2 separate regions of the Mus musculus genome follow, and region 2 is linked to region 1. The links are chromatin loops, found by intact Hi-C in ENCODE. Cell type or tissue: left cerebral cortex. All regions are shown on one strand. Links, peaks and the distances in the headings refer to the core of each region. The heading gives the core; the rest is flanking DNA. Region 1 has its middle 110 kb from the start of Gm41314. Region 2 overlaps Angpt1 (angiopoietin 1).

The links. Peaks named below come from ENCODE experiments on the same cell type or tissue, not always from the same donor. Only the 100,000 strongest peaks of a DNase experiment are listed, where the experiment ranks them.
Region 2: it touches region 1 in a loop (2.0-fold over the local background); 2 of 42 quality-filtered maps call a loop at or near these places.

Annotation. Positions count from the first base shown.
Region 1 is chr15:42,809,540-42,819,965 of GRCm38, forward strand. No RefSeq gene overlaps it. Among named protein-coding and RNA genes, the nearest start is that of Gm41314, 110 kb to the left of the region's middle. In left cerebral cortex, for the core only: no CTCF peak of the experiment used is centred there; DNase peaks (open chromatin) are centred at 5,700 and 6,076.
Region 2 is chr15:42,576,159-42,586,584 of GRCm38, forward strand. The region is part of intron 1 of Angpt1 (angiopoietin 1); the gene reads right to left. Among named protein-coding and RNA genes, the nearest start is that of Gm41313, 85 kb to the right of the region's middle. In left cerebral cortex, for the core only: no CTCF peak of the experiment used is centred there; DNase peaks (open chromatin) are centred at 1,515 and 4,464.

The sequences.
Region 1 (10,426 bases), core at 1,159-9,158:
TCTTTAAAGATAAGGAACTGAGGCTGGAAGGTAAAGTCAAGTTGAGAGTCAAACTCCGGACAGTCTGTGACTGATGGGACCCATCCTTGCCATGATTAATACATGATGATTAGCAAAAAGTTGGTAAAAAAAATATCCACTGTATTTCTTTAACTGGTAATACCAGACTGACAAGTATTGATAATACCATAAAAAGATTTGTTTTCCATTACTAAAAGTCTCATCAAAAATAAAGATTAAGTTATTAGACACATACACAGATACAAGAGATACAGATACACACTGCCTGTAATATTTAAGAAAACAAGTACTTCGTTCTTAACATTGTGATTTAGGGGGTGTTTTGAGGTTTTCAAAAAGAAGTAAAAAATTATACAAATGTTTAAGAATAAATATTCTAATTTTAATGAGGGAATTTCAATAACTTTTATTATATTTTAACTCTTATTACATATATTCATTATTTTGAGGGGAGAAATGGCATATGACTGCATAGGGGTGTAAACGACAACCTGTCAGTTGTCTCCTACCAAGTAGGTTCTGAGGACCAAACTCAGATCTTCAGGCTTGGCAGCAAACACTTTCACCTGCTGAGCAAATTTTGTGGCTTCCTCTGTGTGTGTGTGTGTGTGTGTGTGTGTGTGTGTGTGTGTGTGTATGCAATTGTGTGTACTCTATGGAACAATCATAGTGGAATCATCCTTAACATTTACAAATGTTTCCTAATCTTTACTTCTAGGAAATCAGAAATTTCAAAACTTCAGATTGATATAGAATTGTCACTGCATTTCCTCTCAATCTTCATTTTGCAAATGTCAAACAGCTTGTTAATAAGACAAAGGGGTGGGTTTTTTACTCCTGTGGTAAAGAAGAACCTCAGTAGAGTCCCATTTTTCATCAGCGGCTTAAGTTTGGCTGATATTTAAAATTAGGGTGTGAATCCTAAATAAATCTCTCCTTTGAAGGCTTGCTTGAGTTCGTGTCATCTTCTAATCCCTTAGGATTGGCAGGCAGTGTAAAGTGAGTTCGTTTCAGAGGATCAATAAGTATTGTACACTGTCAGCTCAAGCTTTCTGTTGAAGCAGCATTGTGTCCTTCAGAAAGTTCGTGAATTGAACAATGAAGGTGTTCACACATGTCTCCTAACATGGATAGCAAAGAGACTTTGGAGTTTTGAAGGACAATCTGCAATAATAAATACTTATGGTCATCTAAAGTAAGTATAAAAGAAAAAAGTAGGCTAATATCACTCTTCCAAGCAGTTACAGATTGCAGGTGACCAGTATATCACTTCATAAGCAGCCACTTTCTGCAAAAGCTAATGAGCCAGCTTTAACTATAAACTTGACATAGCATAGAATCATCTGGGAAGAGATTCTCAAAGAGGGATTAACTAGATCAAGTTGTCCTGAAGACATGTTGGTAGAAGATTGTCTTGGTAGAAGACCCAGCCTGAGAGTGGATGGAGCTACTCCCTCCTTTGGACTGTATAAAAATAGAGAAGTTTAGATGACTGCTAAGCATGAATATATTCCTTTCTCTCTGTGTATAACTGTCAGTGTGTAATGATTTGCTGTTTCAAGTTCCTATTACTTCAACTCCCTTGAAATAATGGACTGTAACCAGGATCTGTGAGTTAAAATACATTCTTCCAGCTGTAAGTTGCTTTATGGTAAAGCATTTTTTTTATCACAATAGAGACTAATGAAGCTAAGACACAGGCATTGAGCTTGTAGTGAGTGTTTGTAAAACAGTAACATGAGGCAGAAATTTTACATAACTTTGAAAGGAAGGCTCATAATGAAGTGTTTTGAAAAAAAAAAGCTGGTTTTAAGCAGAAGGAATCAGCTTCACATTCAAGTATTCATTATCTAATTCCCTTTCTGAAGCTATCTTTTTTAGTCGGAAGAAGAAATGTCCTCCATCCACTCATGTATTTTAACCCTTAGTTTCAGTGGTGATACTGTTAGAGAGGGTGATAGAAACTTTGGGTTGTGGAGGTTGGTGGGAGAAAGTCCTGTCATTGAGGCACACTTTCTTTTTTTTTTTTTTTCTTTTTTTTTCCGCATTTTTATTAGGTATTTAGCTCATTTACATTTCCAATGCTATACCAAAAGTCTCCCATACCCACCCACCCCCAATCCCCTACCCACCCACTCCCCCTTTTTGGCCCTGGCGTTCCCCTGTCCTGGGGCATATAAAGTTTGCGTGTCCAATGGGCCTCTCTTTCCAGTGATGGCCGACTAGGCCATCTTTTGATACATATGCAGCTAGAGTCAAGAGCTCCGGGGTACTGGTTAGTTCATAATGTTGTTCCGCCTATAGGGTTGCAGATCCCTTTAGCTCCTTGGCTACTTTCTCTAGCTCCTCCATTGGGAGCCCTGGAGGCACACTTTCTGATTTATAGTCTCAAGTCTTTCCTGGTCCCTCTTCCTCTTCCCATGTGTAAATGGAAATGTCACCTGCCAGTTTCTTGCTTCTGCTGCTAAACAGGCTTTCCCCATGAAGATGGCTTCTGCCTCTCTGAAACCAAAAGCTAAAAATATTTCATCCCAGCAACATGAAAGTAATACACCAGTTAGGAAATGGACATACCTCATGTTAGTGGCCTTTATGACTACTGAGGACACACTTTGGGAAAACACAAAAAGGGAATAGGTAAAATTGATGGGGGGACATGGAAAACCAAGAAAGTAGATCGGGGTTGTCTAAAGGGAGATAGGGAAAGGAAGACGAAAGAGAAGAAATCGAAGGCAAAAGAGATTTAACACATTTTATACAGCCAATAACATTGGAGTAACAAGACAGTTTAAAGAAATAATCTACCAAGACTTTTATGTGATAGCTAATAAAATCTTTTCTTCAGTCTCCTTATGACATCATTATCCCTCGGGCCTTCCTTGTAAATACTCATCTAGAGTTCTCTGCCAATGTCAAGGTTCCAGAACTTTTCTATCAGAAGTGACCTGACCATCCATAAATGGCAGAGCAGTGGTTGCTATTTAGCATCAAACTCCTAAAAGGCCAGAGTACCATTAGAATTGTAAGCAAAGGAAAGCTGCCAATGAAATGCTGAGAGACCTGTCTGGTGGAGGTGGTAGACCATTTGCCCTACCATATTTAACTGGTTTGATGAATATGTTTTTATTTAGAATACACCCCTCTTAACTTTATTCTCTGGCAACTTCAAAAAGTGCATGTAAAACTAGACCAAAAGAATATCAGACCAGCTGTCCTCAGACTCACTCTACCTTCTCCTCTTGTTCGTCCACAAGTAAATTGAAACACAATCTAAATAATAAAAATGAGACTGAATCAATTAATCAGAGACCACCATAACTTCTAACTGGCCATGCTAGTAAAGCAGATGCCTATCTGTAGCCTAGCCAGTCATGTATGTCTTCACACTACTTCCTTCATCATCCTAACAATGAAGTACTATCTCTGCTAGTGGGAAGAATTCTGAATCTTTTATGGTTTAGTACCCAACACAGAAATCCTTCAATAGCCGGGCGTAGTGGCACACGCCTTTAATCCCAGCACTGGGGAGGCAGAGGTAGGCAGATTTCTGAGTTAGAGGCCAGCCTGATCTACAAAGTGAGTTACAGGACAGCCAGGACTATACAGAGAAACCCTGTCTCAAACAACAAAACAAAACAAAACAAAACAAAACAAAACAAAACAAACAAACAAACAAAAAGAAAGAAAGAAAAAGAAGTCCTTTGATACTGAGATGTACTCTTATTACATTTATTTCATGGCAAGTTCTTTTTTTCACAAAATGAAACACTCTCTTAGACAAGAAACGGGAAGAGAATAACAACAAGAATCTTTGAGCACACAACATGCTTGCTCATGGAAACTGTTCTTTGCAGGCTGAATTAGGGGATGACATTTAGCTGAAAGCTCATTTGATTCTGTGCTTGGATGAACTCAATTCAGAAGTGGGATGGGTCACATGCAGCCTACAACTTGAGTGCAGACTTGAAATGTACTAAATTTCTCAGAAACTTTGAACTCATATTTCGTGTACTTTTGGATTTGGTGTGTATTAGTGAAAGATTGAATTCAGAAAAAAAAATGGGCCATGCCAATCAGCTGTGGTGTAACAAAGAGCTTGCTGATACAAGTTAAAGAATGAAATCTTCTTGTTTAATAAGAAGTAGGTGGTACCACCTCAAGATCTCTGACATAGGAATTATGAAAACATGGCACATCTATTTTTCATTTTCTGACTATTCAACCAGCCTGAAAAGTCATAACTATGGAGAACATTCCCATTTCCTAAATTTATGGTCCTGTCACACTTTGTTGATGTTACTTAAAAATTCTTATAGAGATCACTCTGGAATTTGCACAACTGTTCATTTAGTGAAGAACACTGTGTTCACTTCTTCTACCCCATATAATATTCACTACTATACTCTCTTTATTTAGGAGTTAATGAAAATTCGTCACCACTGCCTTCTGAATTTCTATTCTGACCTTCTAAAGCATTCCCATTTTCATATATCATCATATTTTATACTATACTGTATTTGACAACTCATATTGTCTTTTATTCTATGCAATCTTTGGAAATTTTTCTTGAAACATCTTTGTCAATTTTACAAAAATACTAATGTCCATAGCACTTTGCTGGTGGGAGGTGTCCAGTGAGACCACTAATACTCAGCTTTTGATCATCCTTAGCTTCATTCATTTACATACTGGCACACTTCCCTGACTACATTTGTTGAGAATATGTTTCCACCTGAACTCATAAGACTAAAAGGCTACATTCTCCTAAAACCAGTAGTTAAACGTCCTTTACTCAATTGAGACTCTCAGTAACATCTTCCCTTGCTTTCCATGAGTAACCAACCCATTCTTGAAGTGGTTTCTCTGGCCAAAGAGAAAAACCTGCTCTGGGTAGGTAGGCTTTAGTCTATGCTCATCCCTGGACCAGAGGTGAATTAACACTAAGAGATCTGAACAGGGAACAAGCAGGAGTTTTTCAGAAGTTCTGAGTACTAAGAGAGAAGTGATTGAGACCTGACAAATATTGAGGTTTTTTGCAGTAAATAAATGACACAGTGACTGATTAAAATTTAAGTCCTTATAGTTCCATCTATAGGCAAATGCTATAAATACCATTCATTTGTTTAGCAAATATTTTCACGAATATTTTGGGCTTCTATTACTCTTTGTAGTGAGTTAACACCAACTTTTGGAGTTGACGCTCACAGAGGAATTTTTGAAATCTGTATAATAAATGGGAACTTTTCCAACAGTATGTCACAGCTTCCAAGGAAGATTCTTGACTGGACAAACTTTTATTTCAATGTACTTATTTGAAAATGGATTTCAAATTTGAGTGAATTACACTGACCAGTTGTAGTCACTGGAAGTGGTTTAGGAAGAATGGCTATGTCTGAATAATTAAGGCAAGAAACATCATTTTAACTCTAATTATAGTAGGAAAGCATTAATGAAACTTAAATATATACAATATTTTATTATTCATACTTCCATGAAGGGTTCAACTTATAGGACAGAAATGATGGACAGAGACTCTATATGGTCAGTACAAATATTCCAGCTACTTCTTAACATCTAAAAATGCTTAGACACACTCACTCCCCTGCCCCTCGCTCTGGGAATTTCAGTACAACTTGGCTGCTCAGAGAAAAATCTTTCTCTCCTAACACCTTTTTTGTGATGAGAGAAAGCTGCCAAGAAAACTTCTACCAGATGGAACTGGGTCTGAAAAATGTTTCTCTCGAGTCAGGTGTTATAATTATTTTTGACAATGCTTTTGCTGGATGACTCTTTAATCCTACTGAATTTTATAGAGGAATAAATCAAACACCTGCTGCACTATATATTATTTTTGTGGTATTCTTAATCTTTCTAATTCATGCTTTAGGACATAGAGACATTTCAGTTATGGGCATATGTACAGCCCTTGATTCCTTCTTATACGATTAAAACAGACATGCTTCTAGAGTAAAACACAGTAGTTACAATTTACAATGTTATTCAGTACCAAACCAGTCTCAGAACCTACAACTGAAGACAATATTATAAGCAGAAAAAAGCATGGAATCACGGATTTAGATGCTTTGAGCAGATGCCCCAGGTCTTTGCCTTGATACTTTGCAATTTGTAGGATTTCTTAACTTAGAAGGTAGTAACTATTTAGATCTTAGAGTTATTGTTTATCTCAAAAAGAAACATGAGTAATGTATGTGAGCTTTGTAACTACACAGTCACCTAGGCTCTGCATTGATGCTTTCTAGAAAAATGTCCTTAAAAATACTTGCAATCTAATACACTATGGTGAAGTCATCACAGATCTGTGATATCTACCACACCCTCTGTCTGACAAAGTGCAGCACAGTGATAATGATCACTGATATTGATAAATTATATGCAAAGAACTCTGCACAATTTTCCATTCCAAAATGCAACCATCCTATGAGGTAACTGATATCACAATTGCTATTTTATAATTAAAAATTAAGGTTAATAAATTTTAACTAACTTCCCCAAGCATATGTTGGAGGATGTTTTGTGCACAGTATATTCAAATCCTGACTTCTGTACCCAGAGATTTGGTTGCAATCAGGACATTCATATTGTGAGTATGATGTGTTTCTTTTCTCAATATTTTGTAAAATGTTGTTCTCCTTCTGATTGGATAAAGAACTAAACAACTCATAGCTAGGCAGGAGAGGAAAAGGCAGGATTCCTGGGCTCAGAGAGGAAGATTCTCAAGTGGGGACCAGTGAAGCTGATATAGGGACATGGATGAAGAAAGATGTGCCAGAGTGAGACTAAAATGACAGGTAAGGGACCACATGGTTTGGAAATAGTTCAGGCCAGCCTTGTCAGGTTAGAATAGCTGAATATCAGCTCAGCTATAGTGCCTGAAGCTTTTAATGAATATAAAAGTTTCCATGTCATTAGTCAGAGCAATGGCAAGCTTAGAGAAGACCCTACTTTCAGAAGTATATGCAACTGAACAATCTGGAATTGATACTCAAGCCATGCCTTTTCATACTCTGTAAGTTTCTTTGCTTCCTGGTTCCTTTGCTTATTTTCTCCATCCTTACAGTTTGATGAAATACAATCTCTTATAAACATAAATTTGACTCATGGAAAAGAAGATTAAATGCTAATTTTAGTAGTGAAAGTTCATTTGATAATCAATAAACATTTACATTTTGTGGGGTTTTGTATGAAAATGGCACCCATAAGCTCATACACTAATGTTTGGTTCATAGTCCATGGACTCCTTAGAAAGAATTGCAAAACATGACCTTGTATGATGAAATGTGCTACTGTGCATAGGCTTTAGAGTTTCAAAGCAGGCCCCCTCTCTGTCAGTCTGTGTGTGTGTGTGTGTGTGTGTGTGTGTGTGTGTGTGTGTGTGTGTGTGTGTGTATCTGTCTGTCTTCTTCCTGTCTACTGATCAGGACATAAGCTTTCAGCTGCTGAGCCTGTACCATGTCTGCCTGCCTGCTGTCATGCCCTGTCATGCTCCTGAAATGAAGATCACTGACCACCCTTCAAACTGTAAGCCAGCCCCCAATTAACTTCTTTCTTCTATAAGCTGCCTTGGTCATGGTTTCTCTTCAAAGCAGTAGAACAATAACTAAGACACATTTTTTTCATAACATCATAGTCTAGAACAAAGTAAATGAGACCTCTTTAATATTTTTTAAACTTCTTCAAAGCTCTCTGTAAGTCTGAAAGCTTTGTAAGGCTAACAACATTCCATACTACACATTACCACCCAACAACTCATATTCTGATGGTCTTTGGTTGCCTTCACTTTGGGGGCTGCTATGTTGTTATAACATGGATGTAAAAATAGCTGTTAAATTTCCTGCTTACGAAGTTCCAGCTCTGGTATATTCCCTAAAAAGAATATGTAGTTGTGACTGAATATCTTCAGACATAATTTAAGGAACGAGACAGAAATCATTGCTTGGCCAGAATATTGTGCTGGCAGGAACATGTGGCAGAGGCTGAGGTTCAAATCTTATAAAGCAAAAGGCAGGAAGAAAGATAGGAGCCAGGTCTGGTACTACCTTCAAAGGCCCACTCTTGGTCACCAATGAAGTCCAGCCAGTGTCCACCTGCTAGAGCTCCTCTAACTGTAAGATCAAGTGTCCAAGGCAATAGTCTATGGGGGAGGTGTCCTAACCAAACATTAATGCCATTTTAAATATCCTGAGAAACTCCCATTACATACTGTTTTCTACACCAGATGTATCATTTTATATTCGTACCAGCAATGAACAAGATCCTTAGATTCTCTATATCATTAAACATTAACTTACCTACCTAAAAATAATAAACATAACATAGCTTTAAATTTTAAAATAAACAACTATTATTTTCAATTTTGAAGAGGAAAATATACGTAGAAACACAATAGAATCAAAATAAATGTAGCATGGTTTCACTGAATATAAAATAGACATAGGGGAGAGGGAAGAAGGCAGCTGAATGGGACAGCAGCAGTGAGGGGAGCAGGAGGGATCAGCTGGAGGGAGGTATGACAGACAGAGTATAGGGAGAAAGAAAGAACTGGAATCCATGTGAAGCAGGCATCTCTGGGGCAAGCTAGAAATGTAGACCAATGGAAACTCCCAGAAATCTATGAGGATGACCCTAGCTAAGACTCCTATCAATGGTGATATGGAGCCTGAAACAGCCACCTCCTATGATCAGAGAAAACTTCCACAAAACCTTCACCCTACAATTTTTCCTGCCTACAAGATATGCAGGTTCAAAGATGAAGGAGAAATTGAGGGAATGGTCAACCAATGTCTATCAATGTCAGTTTGAGAATCTTGCCAGGAAAGAGAGCCTACCCCTGACACTATTAATGATACCCTGACATGCTTGAACACAGGAGCCTAGTATAACTCATCTAAGATGCTTCATCTAGCAGCTTATGGAAACAGATGCAGAAACTCAGTCAAACATTAGACAGAACTTGGGGAATCCTATTAAAGGGAAGGAGGAAGGACTGTAGGAGCCAGAGATGTCAAAGAAACTACAAGAAAACATACAGAATCAACTATCCTGGGCCCATTAGTGGCTCACAGAAACTAAATTGCCAAACAGAGCATGCATGGGATGGACCTAGGTCCTCTGCACATATGGAACACTTTTGCAGTTTGTCTTCAAATGGGATTCCTAATAGCAGGAGCAGGTAGTGCATCCGACTGTTGCTTGCCTCTGGATGCCTTTTACCTAACTGGGTTGCCTTTCCTAGTTACAGTAGGAGAAGATGCACCTAGTCCTGCTGCAACTGGATATGCCAAGGCAAGCTGATACCCATAGAATCTCTCCCCTTTTCTGAGGAGAGAGGGAGAATGGAGGACAGGGAGATGTTGGGGAAGGGCAGATGAGATAGAGGGATGAAGATGTGATGTGACCAGGATGTAATGTAAATTTCAAAGGTCTCTGTCTTTATAGTCCTTGTAACATAGTATTTGAAAGTAGCACAAATTTTTGCTGTATTCCCTATTTCATTAAGTTATTGTTCTTTGTGTAATTAATATAAACCCACCACTGTCCTTTTCTTTAACTTTTACATTCATGTGATAGCAATGTCATGCTAATTCTCCTAGTACATCTTTCTCAAATCATCTTTTCTACTTTGCCACTGTGATTGCCTTGGTGATCTCCTCATCAACTCTAGGCTGCTCTGGAGCAGTTTCCTCTTCCCTTGGATATTCTAAAGTCACCATTTAAAGAAGCCAGTGCAGTCATAGAACTGCCTTTGCCTTATGCACTGGCTAGTTTCCTGTGTCAACTTGACACAAGCTGGAGTTATCACAGAGTCAGGAGCCTCCCTTGAGGAAATGCCTCCATAAGATCCATCTGTAAGGCATCAGTGCCATCCCTGTGTTGGTACTCCTGGGTTCTATAAGCAAGCAAGCTGAGCAAGCCTAGGGAAGCAAGGCAGTAAGCAGGACCCCTCCATGGCCTCTGCATCAGCTCCTGCCTCTAAGTTCCTGCCCTGTGTGTGCTCCTGTCCTGGCTTCCTTTGGTTATGAACAACAATGTGGAAGTATAAGCTGAATAAATCCTTTCCTCCTCAACTTGATTCTTGGTGATGATGTTTTGTGCAGGAATAGAAACCTTGACACCTTATCTACCTCTTCATCTGATTGTCAAAAACATGGGGTATGTCATAGGGCAAAACATGCCAGTCAAACTAAAGCATTGATCCCTTGAGTGATTAATCATTTTGCAGATTATTCTAAACAAAGTTTGTTATGTAGTAGAAAGAAATTTTGGATAAGTTTAAATAAAAATCATATGTGTCAAAGCTTCGTCTCAAGTGAGAGTCTTTAGACTATGTGGGTATGGTGGCAGAAACCCAGGGGGTGTTTCTTTATACCTACCAAACACTGAAGAC
Region 2 (10,426 bases), core at 733-8,732, 230 kb before region 1:
TGGAGCTGAGATGAAAGGATGGACCATGTAGAGACTGCCATATCCAGGGATCCACCCCATAATCAGCATCCAAACGCTGACACCATTGCATATACTAGCAAGATTTTATCGAAAGGACCCAGATGTAGCTGTCTCTTGTGAGACTATGCCGGGGCCTAGCAAACACAGAAGTGGATGCTCACAGTCAGCTAATGGATGGATCACAGGGCTCCCAATGGAGGAGCTAGAGAAAGTACCCAAGGAGCTAAAGGGATCTTCAACCCTATAGGTGGAACAACATTATGAACTAACCAGTACCCCTGAGCTCTTGACTCTAGCTGCATATGTATCAAAAGATGGCCTAGTCGGCCATCACTGGAAAGAGAGGCCCATTGGACACGCAGACTTTGTGTGCCCCGGTACAGGGGAACGCCAGGGCCAAAGGGGGGGAGTGGGTGGGTAGGGGAGTGGGGGTGGGTGGGTAAGGGGGACTTTTGGTATAGCATTGGAAATGTAAATGAGCTAAATACCTAATAAAAAATGGAAAAAAAAAAAAAAAAAAACATCTTTGAGACAGGATCTCATATAGCTCAGGCTGGCTTTAAAATCAGCATTTATGCAAACAAGATTCACCTTAATCTCCTGATTATCAAAAAAAGGTGTCAGCACATACCTTTCTGTTTTCTGGATTTTATTCTCTGAAACAGACTGCAGGAGGGACAAGCAAAATATTAAATAAAAATATAAAATCAATGGGTAAAACATCCATAACCTAGAAAACATGATTCTGTTATTTGCTTTTATAGTTAAAATGAAAATAATGTCGTCCTGTTGTTACTTCTCCATTTCTTTGACCTGCAGGACAAATAATAAAATTGAAACATTGAATAATAAAGGAAAAAACAAACCTCAATTAGACTTTAGGTGATTATCTGGAAAGGTAATTGCTTTATTGGTTAAAGAGAAAGATGGCATGTCTATAGGAGTGTTTCTCCATGAAGATCTAATGTAATGACTCCAAGATTTTCAAAGGGTATATTGGTACCCATATGTAAAACAATCCTTTGTGTTGCCCATTTGTCAAAATAAGAAAAGCTGTGAATAAGGAAGCTAATTATGAGGAAGAAACTGAACATAGACATTGGGCATAAGTTATGAAAGAAGATAAAAGGCTAACTGTTCTTCAACTTCTAATTCTTTGTGGATTTGTGTTTTTAGTTTTAATAGTGGAGAGTAGATAAAAATGTATTTGATACTGAATGTGTAAATTTTAATGTGAAGCTTCACAGCTTCTTTTTTGAATGCCAACTCTAACAGTACATAAGTTTATTAACTTGCATAAAATTTGGGTCTGGTTAATTTGAATGTTTGATATTTTTTTTTTCTTGCAATGCTTTTTTTAACATAAGGATTATGTGAAGTGTAAAAAAGGAAGCTTAAGAATATTTTATAGTTGTGCCTATTCTGTGTCAAAAATCTATGCTGACTCATAACTGTAACTTTATATTCCAGCCCAATTTATGGTCTTGGCAGAAAAACAAATAGCACAGCCAAGAGCAAGGAGAGAGTACCTCAGTGAACTTACACAAGAGAAAACACTAGTCCAAATTAAAACCTCAGACTGATATGTATCGGTTACAGGGACAAGATGAGAGGGAGCAATGAACAGTACAAACACTTGTTCTAGTGCTGCCCTAAATGAGTCCACTAGGCTTGCAGACACTCACTTTGGAATCTCATAGAAACCCTATGGAAAGGCACCATTTTCCACTCTATCCTTTAGGGAAATTGTAAACCCAGGCAATGACTGGTTAAGTGACATTCCCAAAGTCAACCAAGCAGAAAGCAATGTGGTTAAGAACATAGTCAGTAGCATGTATGACCTTAGGCCACACTCTTAATTCCTAATTCAAACCACTGTCAGAGTTAAGAAATGTAAGAATGGGGAATAGAGTAAGACAAGCTGGCTAAAGTGCACTTAAAAGAACTTTAAATTTCTACTTAAGGTTAACTAAGCTTTGGTAGCTGAATTACACTTTCAAGAAAACTCTGCACAAGCTTATAAAATTATATACTGAACACTGAATGTTTCAATTTTGTTTCAGAATTTGAAAATTCAGTTAGATGGGTTTTGGATGTAGGATAGAAAGTAGTTTGATTAGATTGGCTAAAACAGCATTGTTTATTCTTCCATTACATTCTTTCTTTTTTTTTTTTTTTTTTTTTTTTTTTGAAAGGGGCCAGGGACATGGCTCAGCTAGTAAAGTACAAGCCAAGAGACTCAATCATCAGTACCAGAGTGGGGTGGCAAAATAAAGCCTATGTAAAGCCTACAGAAAGTCCCAAGCCAATGAGAAACTGTCTCAAAACCTAACCAACCAGCCAATCAAAAACAAACTAATAACCTCAAAGTGAGTGCCTATGGAACATCCACTGATACTGACTTTATTCATTCACAGGTGTAACATACACACACACACACACACACACACACACACACACACACACACTCACACACACACACACCTACATATAAAGTAGATTCTAGTTTTAGTTCAGTGGTTCAAAGATGTTATCAAAGAGCCCACATCTTCTCATCTTCAAACTCTACTGTAATCTTTGAGATGGTGTTGGTCTGAGGCATCATTTCTCATAGTCACAAAAATGTGTATGCAGCTACATGCATCACAGTTATATTCAAGGATGACCCCAAGGGTAATTTCTTCCACTGTGCTTGCTTGTTTGGTTGGTTAACTGGTGTTTAGCAAAGATGAAACCTATTGTAAGAATGCAGTATTTGCAAAAATCCTCAATAAAGTTCTCGCTAACCGAATCCAAGAACACATCAAAACAATCATCCATTCTGACCAAGTAGGTTTCATCCCAGGGATGCAGGGATGGTTCAATATATGGAAATCCATCAACGTAATCCAGTATATAAACAAACTCAAAGACAAAAACCACATGATCATCTCGTTAGATGCTGAGAAAGCATTTGACAAAATCCAACACCCATTCATAATAAAAGTCTTGGAAAGATCAGGAATTCAAGGCCCATACCTAACCATAATAAAAGCAATCTACAGCAAACCAGTAGACAACATCAAAGTAAATGGTGAGAAGCTGGAAGCAATCCCACCAAAATCAGGGACTAGACAAGGCTGCCCACTTTCTCCCTACCTCTTCAACATTGTACTTGAAGTCCTAGCCAGAGCAATTAGACAACAAAAGGAGATCAAGGGGATACAAATTGGAAAGGAAGAAGTCCTTCCTTTTTGCATATGATATGATATCACTTTTTGCAAAATATCACTTTTTGCAGATGATATGATAGTATATATAAGTGACCCTAAAAATTCCACCAGAGAACTCCTGAGGCTGATTAAACAGCTTCAGTGAAGTAGCTGGATATAAAAGGACACATGCTCCACTATGTTCATAGCAGCCTTATTTATAATAGCTAGAAGCTGGAAAGAACCCAGATGCCCCTCAACTTAGGAATGGATACAGAAAATGTGGTACATTTACACAATGGAGTACTACTCAGCTATTAAAAACAATGAATTTATGAAATTCCTAGGCAAATGGGTGGACCTGGAGGGCATCATCCTGAGTGAGGTAACCTAATCACAAAGGAACTCACACAATATGTACTCCCTGATAAGTGGATATTAGCCCAGAAACTTAGGATACCCAAGATATAAGATATAATTTGCAAAACAAATGAAACTCAAGAAGAACAAAGACCAAAGTGGGGACACTTTGCCCTTTCTTAGAATTGGGAACAAAATACCCATGGAAGGAGTTACAGAGACAAAGTTTGGAGCTGAGACGAAAGGATGGACCATCTAGAGACTGCCATATCCGGGGATCCATCCCATAATCAGCTTCCAAATGCTGACACCATTGCACACACTAGCAAGATTTTGCTGAAAGGACCCAGAGCTCTCTCTTGTGAGTCTATGCTGGGGCCTAGCAAAAACAGAAGTGGATGCTCACAGTCATCTATTGAATGGATCACAGGGCCCCCAATGGAGGAGCTAGAGAAAGTACCCAAGGAGCTAAAGGGATCTGCAACCCTATAGGTGTAACAATATTATGAACTAAACAGTACCCCGGAGCTCTTGACTCTAGCTGCATATGTATCAAAAGATGGCTTAGTCGGCCATCACTGGAAAGAGAGGCCCATTGGACTTGCAAACTTTATATGTCCCAGTACAGGGGAACGCCAGGGCCAAAAAGGGGGAGTGGGTAAGTAGGGGAGTGGGGGGGAGGGTATTGGGGACTTTTAGGATAGCATTGGAAATGAAAATGAGGAAAATACCTAATAAAAATATTAAAAAACAAAAACAAAATAAAAAAAAAGAATGTAGTATTTATCTACTGCTGAGATTTGGGCTTTCATCCCACAGTGTGACTGCAAAGGATACAGCATGCAAAGCACTTCCGTACAGTCTCTGTTATGGTAGGCAGGTTTTTTCAAGGAGGAAGGAGGCGCTATGTCACTGGCAAAGCTTTAATGTTTAAAAAGGGAATCTTCATCTGCTAGCATCCTTCACTGCTGTTAAAAATGACGAGGACAAAGAGAGTGTAACGTGGAAAAATCAAGTCATATAGGAAAGCTGATGAACACAAAACCCATAATGTTAACATATGTGTGTGTGTGTGTGTGTGTGTGTGTGTGTGTGTGTGTGTGTGTGTGTGTACGTGTACATGTGTACATGTGTGTGTGGTGAGAAAGAGTGTGTGAGAAAATGTGTGTGTGAGAGAAAGAGTATGTGAGGGAATGTGTGTGAGTGTGTGTGTTTGTGTTTGTGAGTGTGTGTGTTTGAGCATGTTTGCATTTGGATTAAAGTAGTTTTAGTTCTTTGTATTTTATATAATAGTGCTATTTTAGGAGCTTAAATTGCATCTATAAACATTTTTAGTTTTTAAAAAAAATACAACTCAAATAAAAATCCATTATTTGCTAACAAAATATTGGTGCTATTTGGGAGTACTTGGAAGCTGAGAGCTGAGCAGTCAGAAAGTGAACAAGACATTTTTATCAAATATGTACTTTGCATTACTGTCATGCAGAAATGAGAAAGACAAAGGAGTAATGGTCACTGGAGAATTTTTAAATTGGAAAAATAAAAATGTTTTGTTAAAGATGACGGTCTGACCCACAGCCTTAAAGAAAGGGCTGTTGCAACTTAACATATTAGATGCTTTGCTCTGTGGATTCCTCCCCCTGTGAGAACACCTTCCACTCTTGCCAAAGTCAGCTTTGTGCTGGCCACAAAAATTAAAACAGTTTGAAAGGAAGAAGAAAAATACTCATATTTTGTGGAAAGTAATTCACAGTTCTAACTATGTGTTGATATCTGCCAATATGTCAGTGTTTGTTTTAAGCAAAGGAATAACAGTTTTCTTGGATCATTGATCACTTTAAATCATTTTAATTGTATGTTTTACACTAAATACTTCTTGCTGCATAAACTTCAAACAGTACTGAAGAATAAACATTAAAAATAAAATTCCTGCTGGGCATGGGGGCGCATCTTTGTAATCCCAGAACTTGGAAGGCAGACCCTGAAAGATCAATAGTTCAAGTCCAGCCTTGGCTTCAGCTTCGGTCGGATGCCATTCTGGGTTCTATGAGACTCTGTCTACAGAACATCAAACAAAACAAACATAACACCTTATTTCAATGTCTCTAATGAAACTTGGCTCATTTTTTGCTGCAGATATAAAACTGTTATATTTAACATTTATCTCTTCAAGTATTTTCCTCATTTTCAGATATTTTAAGCTTCACTTGAGGATTAATACATGTGCTTTTTGAATTCAAGTAAAATATATCCTGCATAGCTGTCCGTTTCACTGCATAACAGCTGCTAACTTAATATGCACATTTTTCTTAGAATAAGCCCCATTGTTTTGCTTCTGTAAGAAGACATTGAAATCAATTTTTTGAAAATTGTACTCTAATGAATGTAGTTGACAATTTAAAGTGTTGATAGTGACAAACTGATGTCATCATAGACAGTACAAATCAGAGTTTGGAAATAACCCATTTCTAGTTTAAGCTGAATTGAGCCTGAACAATGTGGAGGAAATTACTATACTTGCTATAGCTCACGGATCTTGGAGTAAGGGCAAAACTGACTTGCTCCAAACTTACACATATACTAAAGCATCTTATATTTGCACTGGACTATAACTGCTTGAAATATCTGCATCTATAACCTAGTGTATAAGCCATTGATATATTCATAAGAAATGTCCTCTTCTAAGCTTAAATGAGATTTATAATTATGAAAGAAATGAATATTAATTGTAGTAATTTTAAGTAAAAATACATTTTAATGGTAAAAATTCCTTTATAATATCACCACCATTAGATAATGGCTTATTTCATCTTTATAATTTAGAAATTCATATTTATGTATATAGTATGTATAAACTACATAATGTAGTTTGGTAAATATCTAGTTACATTTAGAAAGCATTTATTTTCAACATTGAAATTACAAACATATATATAACTTCTTGTCTTTTCCTCCATAGTAATATATTATAAATAAGTAAATTATAGTTTTAAAATAATTAATTTCAAACTAACATAATGTAAACAAATGATTATAATACAAATGTATATAAATTTTGTCGAATTTATATTATTTAAGTTTTGTTTAAAATATAGTTATGACAATTACTTGTGCAAATAAAAATTGATGAGCCTCTGTGTTTTCTTTGTATGTTACTATAAATAAAATTATTAGCTCAGATTATAAATATAAAATATTTATAAGTAATATACTTATTTTAACCTGGTTTTTTGTTGTTTTTTGTTTTTGTTTTTTGTTCATGTTTTTTCAAGCCAGGGTTTCTCTGTGTAGGTCTGGCTGTCCTGGAAGTTACTCTGTAGACCAGGCTGGCCTTGAACTCAGAAATCTGCCTGCCTTTGCCTCCCAAGTGCTGGGATTAAAGGAGTGTGCCACCACCACCCGGATAAACTGTTTTAAACTATGTACATACTTATGCATATTTCAAGAATTTACATGTGGTACATGTAGGCAGATTTATTTTTTAATTGCCTAATTGTTTTCTAACAAGGGAAAGAAATAAAGGGTTTGGATTTGGGTGGGTGGGAAGGTGGGAGGGTCTAAGAGGAGTTAGAGGAGGGCGAACTATGTTCAGAACATATTGTTTGTAAAATTTTACTTTTTATAAAAATTAAAATTATTAAAAATAGAGTATATGTTTAAATCCTTGAGAAAATTACATGACTAATGACAGTTTTATTGTTTATAATAACATAATTTTCAACCTTTTGTTACATATATTGAAGTCTGGCAAATTATATTTATAGAATCCCTCATCATATTTTTTGACCAGTATCCTATCTACTTCCCTACATATCTATATATGATATATACAATACTCATATCTATTCATGAAAACTATTTGTAAATAATGACATTAGTATTTGTCCTAGTTCAATGTTTCTGTTAATACATCACATTAACAAGTATCACATATGTAGGATGTATAACTTTAACCTGAGAAAATTTTATATTTGATAATATAAAATGGAAACAAGCATGGAAGAAAATGTCCTAAGGTTATAAACCATGCCTTACACATGGACAGACAGGGAAAAGCAACACTTCCTATGACAAGTGACCAGTGGCAGTTAAAATTATAAGAAATGTCTTTTTAAAAGGATGCAAGAATGGAATTTTATGACCATCAGGAAACTCTTGAAGGAAAAATAAATAAATATTCTCATGTAGGTCCTTTTAATTTAATTATATTGTGGAGTAACATAAAGGCAATACAAATTCTCTTGCTGTCTAAGCTTCAGCAAAGACGCCTGTGCGTCCTTTCTGTTATTTATACCAACACAGATGAGGAATAATGATAATTGCTATCTTACAAGGTTTTGAGAATAATTAAATCATGTAATTTATGTAAAGCGCTTGGCAAAATGTTCGGAACAGAATTGTTCCTCCATAAATCATCATAGGAATGGCCATTCTAGAAGTATTTTTATACTTACAAAGAAATTCTCTCTACCATTAAATCCTTCAGCAAACAAAAGGCCATTTTACATAAACTCTACTCTTTTAGGAAACTGCTCACAGTGAATTTGTGTCTGTTGAAAGCTTGCTAGTGCATTGGCCCTTTGAGAAAGTGCAGCATCTTTGAAGTGCAGGGGACTTGGATTGATGGGTTCCTTCCTCTTTGGTGCTCATTCTTAGCTCTTGTACAATCGAAACAGAAAAGACGGGCCGAGGGGGGCGTTCTGTTCCACAATGGTGATTCCACAGAGCTGACCCAGGCCATACATATGGCCCCCAGTAGGTGGATTTTATTTAAATTAATAAGATTGTTCTATGTTTAATTCATGATGCAGGGACTTAAAAGCACTATGATAACTAGGGAAGGTCAAAACATAACTCATTGTAGATCATATTTCTATAAACAGCAGGGTGCCCTTTTTGAAGTGGATATAACAAATATCAGAAGACACACTGGAGAAAAAAAAAATCAACATATACAGACAGTATGTATCAAACACTGAGGAACAGCCTCTGGACTTAATTCTGGACTTTATGACTTTTATTTTTGTTCTCAGTTTGCATGGCTTTGTGCACAACTTAGAAGGCTGTGCTCTTTGCTCTGATGTAAGATGAGAATATTGTATTTAGTATCATGAGATGTGACATCCTATCTGGACCTCACTTAAGTGCTTTGCATTCCCTCTAGCTTGCACATGGGAAATGGTTGGTCACCTCTAAAGGGAAAAAAATCAACAAAAATGTCTTCAGTAAAGATCATATCCCCAAAGAAGGAAGGACTTTGAAAGAGAGCAAGGAGGAGCATATTTGGAGAGTGGGTTTGTGGAGAAAGATGAGGAAGAGAAAAAAATGACATATTATGAACTCAAAAATTATTATCATTATTATCATTAATCTTTATTTGAAGAAACCATATCCAAGACAGCTTAAATGGACTGAAAATGGAAAATAGCCAACAAAGAGTTAAGGGTTAATCTCTTGGTTTGATTTTTCTTCTCCCTCCTACTCACTGACTTTGGGTCAGTTCATTGCTCTTGGTACTTCTACAAGAGGCTGTGTCTGCTGGGTCAAAAAAGGAGGAGAGATCATCAGTCAATTTTGCAGTTTGCTAGCTGTTAAAGGGAGGCTGGGTTAGAACAGATGACTACAATGAGGACTGGGGATTATCTGTGACTTTCAAAAGCCATTGTTCCCCTATTATTATGAAAACCACTGGTGGGCTGTAAGCTCACTTCCTCATTCACGCCCATAGTAGAAAGTGAATTCAGAAAACATCCCCACAGAGCCCTGAACTCAACTTTCAATTGAGAGTAATGTACAGAAATGTCATTCTCTTAAAAAAAAAAAAAAAAAAAAAAAAAAAAAAAAAAAAAAAAAAAACACAGCAATTTAGTCGGCCACCATTTGAGAAAGCCAAACTCAGCTGTTTCCAGAGCTCACTATTGTCAATGACTTTGTGGTTTTGCAATAACAACGTAAAATGTGCTTTCAGTGGGGATTCCCTTTTAATTCTCTACTTCTAAGTGTCTGCTATCTTCTCCATATGTTTCTTGTTGTGTACGCTAAACAGCGAAATAAAACTTATCTTGCAAGAGCTGTCTGGTTCCAGTGGTTGCTTAGTTATTCTTAGAAAGTAGAAATTGTCACTTGTTAGAGGGAATTTTTACAAGTCTGAAAAGATTGCTGTAAAAAAGGTTTTGTTTTCCTTCATTTGTCTTGAGAATTTTCACACAGAAAAAAAAAATTAAGTGTGCTTCCATCTGTTACTAAAGTGTTCATCTGAAAGTAGGAAAAATACAAAGAGGGGGAAAGAGGTGGGAGGGGAGGGCCCTGCTGTCTATGAACTGCTACTGTTCAGAGTCACTCTATCCCTCTCCTTAGAAAGCACAGTGAAGGCAGTGAAAGATGTTTAAATAGCGATAATGGATTGCAAATACAGGCACTCTTATCTTTGGAATTTTAAAGTGGACAGGAGGAAGCAGGGCATATTTTGTTTAAGGCTTATGCCTAAAGTTGAGCTTTTATCTTTTGTAGGTCCTTCTCTGCTTGTTGGTTTCCAGAATATATATTGAAGCTTTGGGTTCAGACAAAAAAAAAAAAAAAAAAAAAAAAAAATCACACAGAAAATAAAACTACAGCATGTGATGTAGGAAGCAGCAATTTGGGGAAAAGACTTAAAATAAATATGTTCTCCTAAGCAGAGCTCAGAGAATGGGGGTCTATGGAACACTGATGTCAGGGACATTGGGATATTGAATCATGTTTGTCATTCATCGCCCTTCACTCACTGATCTATTTGCTCATTTAGAGATTTACCTACTATCAACAGTAGCTCCTCCCATTTGAAAACACCTATGATCAGTCAGGAAGCTCATTTT